2 separate regions of the Homo sapiens genome follow, and region 1 is linked to region 2. A link is a contact called in ENCODE Hi-C or POLR2A ChIA-PET data. All regions are on one chromosome and are shown on one strand. Each heading gives the region's core, a stretch centred on a gene start or an enhancer-like site at or near the end of the contact. The rest is flanking DNA. Distances are from core to core; before and after follow the strand shown. Region 1 overlaps LOC105369625 (a long non-coding RNA gene). Region 2 holds the start of NTF3 (neurotrophin 3).

The links. Hi-C counts contacts between places; a loop is a spot of excess contacts on that map. ChIA-PET counts read pairs that join two places held with the same protein, here RNA polymerase II (POLR2A). Pooled maps may share reads with other maps.
Region 1: a loop to region 2 is called in a map of sciatic nerve, with 13 times the contacts of the local background. The contact joins the enhancer-like site here to the promoter of NTF3 in region 2. A Hi-C loop is called at or near these places in 1 of 168 maps with a recorded cell type or tissue (sciatic nerve) and 3 of 50 pooled maps. POLR2A ChIA-PET finds 5 or more read pairs at or near these places in 1 of 52 experiments (AG04450).

What each region holds. Positions count from the first base shown.
Region 1 is chr12:6,276,750-6,279,606 of GRCh38, reverse strand. All of the region lies in intron 2 of LOC105369625 (a long non-coding RNA gene), which reads left to right. Among named protein-coding and RNA genes, the nearest start is that of PLEKHG6, 33 kb to the left of the region's middle. RefSeq lists a silencer at 614-1,093. Within about 2 kb of position 1,371, at least 32 of the 41 ENCODE cell types and tissues checked have a DNase peak (open chromatin) inside an H3K27ac peak, as active enhancers do.
Region 2 is chr12:5,430,832-5,433,666 of GRCh38, reverse strand. NTF3 (neurotrophin 3) reads right to left here and starts at 1,559. Exons shown (of 2, transcript NM_001102654.2): 1 at 1,325-1,559. The coding sequence starts at 1,342. RefSeq lists an enhancer at 217-742.

The DNA.
Region 1 (2,857 bases), core at 122-2,621, 850 kb before region 2:
TTCGTACATTGTGGGACTATGCGGGCAAACGGGGCTTACAAGTCAGGATCGGGTGGAGAGCAAGACAGAGGAGGCCACTGCTCTCAAGGGCCTGCCGACCAGGCGCAGGATCAGGTCACTCGCCATCTCCCTGGAAGCTAAGGGCTATTTCTGGTCTCTCCTCTGCAGGCTGGGTGGGTAGTTGGGCTGTTCCAGCTTCCAGTTCCCACTTGGCCTTGGCTTGGGGTACCAGGAGAGGGCCCTGAAACTCATTTTTTAGAAGCAGAAGTGGGCGCGGGGGCAGTGGCTCATGCCTATAATCCCAGCGCTTTGGGAGCCGAGACCGAAGGATGGGCTGAGGCCAGAAGTTCCAGACCAGCCTGGACAACACCGCAATACCCGGCCTCTACAAAAAACGAAACAATTAGTCGGGTGTGGCGGCGCGCCCCTGTGGTCCCAGCTACCCAGGAGGCAGAGGCGGGAGGATCGCTTGAGCCTGGGACGTGGAGGTTGCAGTGAGCCGACATCGCGCCACTGCGCTCCAGCCTGGGCGACAGAGCGAGACCTCATTATCTACAAGAAAATGGAAAAATACTCCAATGCACCCCATATGTCCTTGGATTCCCGGGTTGCCGCCGATTGGCGCTTTCTCGCCAGAGCTCAAAGCCAGCTCGGCGCTCCGAGGAGGGCGCGGACGGGGCGGGGCGGGGCACCCCGGCTGCGCTTCCGCGCGTGGCCGCGAGGGGGCGCGGCAGGACGGGGCTGCCAGGGCGGCCGCGGGTGAGTCAGGGCGGCGCCAGGATGAGTCAGCCCTCCGTGGGCTTACCGCGCCCCCTCCGCCCCTGGCTTCCCCGCCCGGCCGCGCCCTGGCCGCCGGCTCGCCCTGACCCTCGGGGATCCCAGGCTCTGCGCCGCCCTGCGCCCTCCCGGGACTCCCCTGCCGCCAGGAGACCGCGCCTCCCGGGAACACAGGGCAGGGCGCGCGGGCCTGGGCCAGGCCGTTCCCGCGGGCCCTCCCGTCGCTCCTTTCCTGGGGCCGGGCGTGGCTTCCCTCCCAGAGCGGGTTTCGGGGCCGGCCCCGGCTCGGCCCGGATTCGAGGGACAGCTCTGCCAAGGCCCGGCCATGGGCGGCCGCCGCGGGGGAAATGTGCCCCCTGGCTAACACGTGGGGAGAAAGCCCTCTCCGTTCTTGGGTGTACCCCGGTGTTTCGGCCTCTTCTCAGAGCAAATCAGGAAAAAATAGGAACTCCTGGGTGGGTCCCCGCTTGGCAGGTTGAAGAAGGTGTCCTGACAGGATCTGGCTCAGAAGCCGAGTGTGTTAAAGCTGCAGAAAACTTGCCAAACCTGGGCCACCGGCCTCACCTTGGAGATCCCGCCCACGGACGGACGCAGGGACTCTCCAAAAGTCCCAGAACTCACAAGTCAGCTCTGCTGGGCCTCCCACTCACAAGGTGCATGCAAAGTGCCTAAAATAGTGCCTGGCGTATAGTCAGCGCTCCACTAAGATTGCATTTTACAGATACAGGTGACCCTGAGCAACAGGGCGTTCAACTGCGAGAGTACGTTTATTCGAGAATTTTCTGCTGTCTCTGGGACAGCAAGACCAACCCTCCTCTCCCTCCTCCCCCTCTTCCTCAGCTTTTATGCCTGATCTACTTCCATTTATGAATAGTAAATACACTTTCTCTTTCTTATGATTTTCCTAATAATATTTTCTCTACCTTCCTTTATTGTAAGAGTGCAATATATAATACATATAACATCAAATACGTGTTTACCTACTGTTTATGTTATCTGCAAGGCTTCTAAGTCAACAGTAGGCTATTGGTAGTTAAATTTTAGGGGAGCCAAAAGTTATACTCAGGTGTGGGAGCCTGTAGTCCCAGCTACTCAGAAGGCTGAGGTTGGGGGATTGCTTGAGTACCCGAGTCCAAGACCAGACTGGGCAAAAGCGAGAACGCTGTCATTGAAAAAAAAAATTATGTTTGACTGCTTGAGGATTGATGCCCCAATGCTTGCATGTGCTGTTCAAGGATCAACTGTATTTTATGTGTATAATTTGAGGTATATAATTATATTTATAGATGCATATTTATATAAACACATATGGATATTTATATATCTATGCCTACTAGCTGATCTTTATGTGTGCCAGGTACTGTTCCAAGTGCTCCTCAGGCATCAATGATCTCATTTGATTTCACAACCACACAAGGACATAAGGTGCTATTATTTATCTGCATATGGTAGCTGAGGAAACAGAAGCTCAGAGAAGCGAGGTAACTTTCTCAAGAGCACACAGCTAGGAAATATAGTGCAGGAGTTCCCCCGACTCCCTAACTTTAGAGGCCGTGTTCAGATATTGGTGGAGTCTGGTAACATACTTACTATCAAGGGTTCAGCCCTTCACAGTGTCTGAAGAGCAAAGTGTTAAACCCAGCCCTGGGAGGAGGAGCCGCTTTCCTTATGGAAATCTGCTGCCCTTGCTTGCTCTGCTCCTGCCACCAGAGGACCAAGCTCTCTGGTTGTTCCCAGGTGCCAAAGGGCCAGAAGAGACTCACTTGCCACTCTTTTCTCCTTGTTAGCTCTCCATATGGCCCCAGGACCTGGTCTCTGGCGCCCGCCATTCCCTTTGCTGGTTTGTTTTTTTGTTTGAGATGGAGTCTCGCTCTGTTGCCCAGGCTGGAGTGCAGTGGTGAGATCTCGGCTCACTGCAACCTCCGCCTCCCAGGTTCAAGCAATTCTCCTGCCTCAGCCTCTCCAGTAGCTGGGATTATAGACGCGCACCACCGTGCCCAGCTAATTTTTTGTATTTGTAGTAGAGATGGGGTTTCACCATGTTGGCCAGGCTGGTCTTGAACTCCTGACCTTGTGATCT
Region 2 (2,835 bases), core at 310-2,809:
AGCCTCGATTCCAGCAAAAGGGATCCTTTCTAGTCCACAGCCCCGACACCGTCGGACGCAAGGGTCTCAGTGCCGTGCATCTGAAGCGCAGACGACGAATGAACGCAGCAGCCAAACTCCCGCAAAGAAGCAGCGCCTCCTGGACGCGCACCCACTCCCGCGGAGAGCAACAAGCAGAATCCTACTCCCCCATCCCATGCCCTCGGCCCTCGCCCCTCCTGTCCCTAACCTTCAACTCCCAAGCGTCCCAAATTTCATCAGGAGCATCCACCACTGAGTAAAGCTCTGGGGCAATGGGACAGTTCGGTCCGTCGTGGGACCTTTAAACTCCGACCTGGCTGGCTGCGCGGGTGCCCAGGTCTCCCGGCCTCCCACGCCACCGCTCAAAGTCCGAGAACAGGCTGGACGATACCGCAAGGAGATCCCCTGGGATGGCCGGGCCCGGGTGCCCGCCGCTCCCCGGAGGGGTCCCAGATGTGCGGGCTGCGTACGGAGCTCCAACATCTGCGCAAAGGCCCAGGGTGGGGTGGCCACCGGGTGGGCGCTGGCCAAGAGGAGCCCGGGGCGCGAGGTCTTTTCTGAAAAAACCCTTTCGGGGAACTCCAACGCAGGTACGCGGCGCGTGGCAGTGAGTCCCAACTCCCAAAACTGGAACGCGAGGTTCCGGGTCCTGAGCTGCGCGTCCCCTCCCCCCAGCCCACGCCCGGGCCAGAGTGGTGCTGGGGCGAGCTGAGAATCAGGCTCAGCGGCCGGCAGAGTGCAGGGCGTGTGCAGGGGAGCTGCCGCGGCACCTCCCCGCCCGGAGTTCTGTCTGCCACCCCCTTTTGTTATAGGATGCGCTAGGAGCTTTCTCGGAGGAGCAGGCGGGTCGGTTGGGAGTGGTGGGTGGTTGATTCTGTTGAATCTCTTTCCTGCTCTTTCGTCGTCCCCATTTCCCCTCTTCTGCCCCCACCCTTTCCAATCCAGGTCCCTTAAACCTGATCACTTTCCCAGATTGAGGGAAGCTTCTTGGGCAGCCGAGGGACAAGAGGGGAGGAGGTGGAGAAGGGTGTCCGTGTCTGTGTGTGTGTGTGTGTGTGTGTGTGTGTGTGTGTGTGTGTGTGTGTGTGTAGCGGGGTGGCTGCGGTTGCGCTTCGGCCTGAGCAGATCCCAGCGCAAACTTTGGGGAAGACACAAGCCCGGGAAAGTGAGTGAGCGCGGCGCGATGGGGGTGGGGCGGGATGCGGATCTGGGGCCCCCCGCACCAGTCCACTGGAAAATCCCTCCCCACGTGGACCCCCATCCCCAAACCTGCCCACCCAAGGTGCCCGCCGCCTCCCCTTACCGTGGCAAAAGTAACCATGGCATCCGTGTGGCCGTTTCCAGGGACGTCGACATGAAGAGAAAGGTGGACGCGAGCTCGGTCATTCAAAGTCTCCCCCACCCCGCCGCAGCCACTACCCAGCAGGGGAAAAAGGAGAGGAAGAAAGAAAGGAGAGAGAAGAAAGTAGTTGCGCCGGGCTGCGTCGCGGGGCGGTGCGCGGAGCTGTTCGGAAGGGAGAGGAGCTTCAACTCTGAGTCCCGTGAACAGAATCTGCGCGGTTATAACCAGCCAACCCGGCCAGATGGCTCCGCGCTCAGCGCCTTAACCCCTTCCGCGCCGCGCCGCCCTCCCCCGCCGGCCCGCGCCGCGCCGCGCGCGCCCGCGCCCCAGAGCCCCCCCCCCGCCCTCACTTCGGGACCCGTGGCGGGGAAGGGGTCATTTCTCCTGGCCCCTCTTGAAAAACAAAACCAAACCAAACAACAACAGCAACAAAAACTTCCAAATCTGTAGTATTCTTCAGTAACCCCCACCCTTGAGTTCCCTTTTAGAGATCCAGGAAAAAACGAAACGTTAAATGTATCGTAACAGGTTACATGTTAGTGTCTTCAGCCTTTCTTAGTGGTTCTTTTTCTTGAAATTTTTCTTTTTGATCTTTTTTCTTTCAAGATTTTCTTTACAAGGCATCAGGGCCTTTTCCTGCCTTTTTCCTCAGGAGGATCAGGTCTGAGGCGTAAACTCCTCCTCCAAACCTTAGACCCTTCCAGCTCCAGATCTCTCCCCACCCCCTACCAAGCCCACCCGCCACTCCTCCCCCCACCCCACAGCACGAACACGCCCAAGGACAATCGCTCCCCGGCGAACTCCCCGCTCCCGGGGACCCGCACCCAGGACGCTGTGTCGGCGGTCAAGGGAGGTCAAGGTAGAGGGGCGTGGGGGCGGGTGGTCCGAGGGACTAGGGAGGGGCTGTGTGTGCGCGCGCGTGTTTGCGGGAGCTTGAGTGTGGAAGGGAGAGGGAGATGGATCGCAGCCTCCCATTTCACCCATCCTCCAACTTCTAAACCCCTTCCTTCCAAACTAGGATGGGGCCCTGCAGCTAATCACTCGCCCAGCACCCACCAGTCTGCACGCGGGGACAGCGCGAGAAGCAGGAAAGGCGAGCAACAAACAAACCTGTTCGTGGCGCCCCGAAAGTAATGACGCTCACTTCCCCACCGGTGGATACATTCGAGGAGAGGATAGGGGGAGGGGGTCAAAATCTCTTATTTGGAGATAATTTTAGCTGCCCGTTAGACCTCACTTGCTCCGAGCCGTTCTCTCTAAATTTACCAAGTTAAGTCATCTTGATTTCGCCCATTTGCCATCGAGAGAAGGGGGAAAAATACCACTTAGTGATCAACGAGAAATCGAGAGCCCGGAAGCAGAGTTTTGCCCACTTGCCCGCTTCCCGAGTCCTTGCGTGGTGGACCTCCGCTCCAAGCCCCTCATCCCTTCCTCCCTGCCACTTCAGCCGCTCCTCACATCATCTCCTGCCA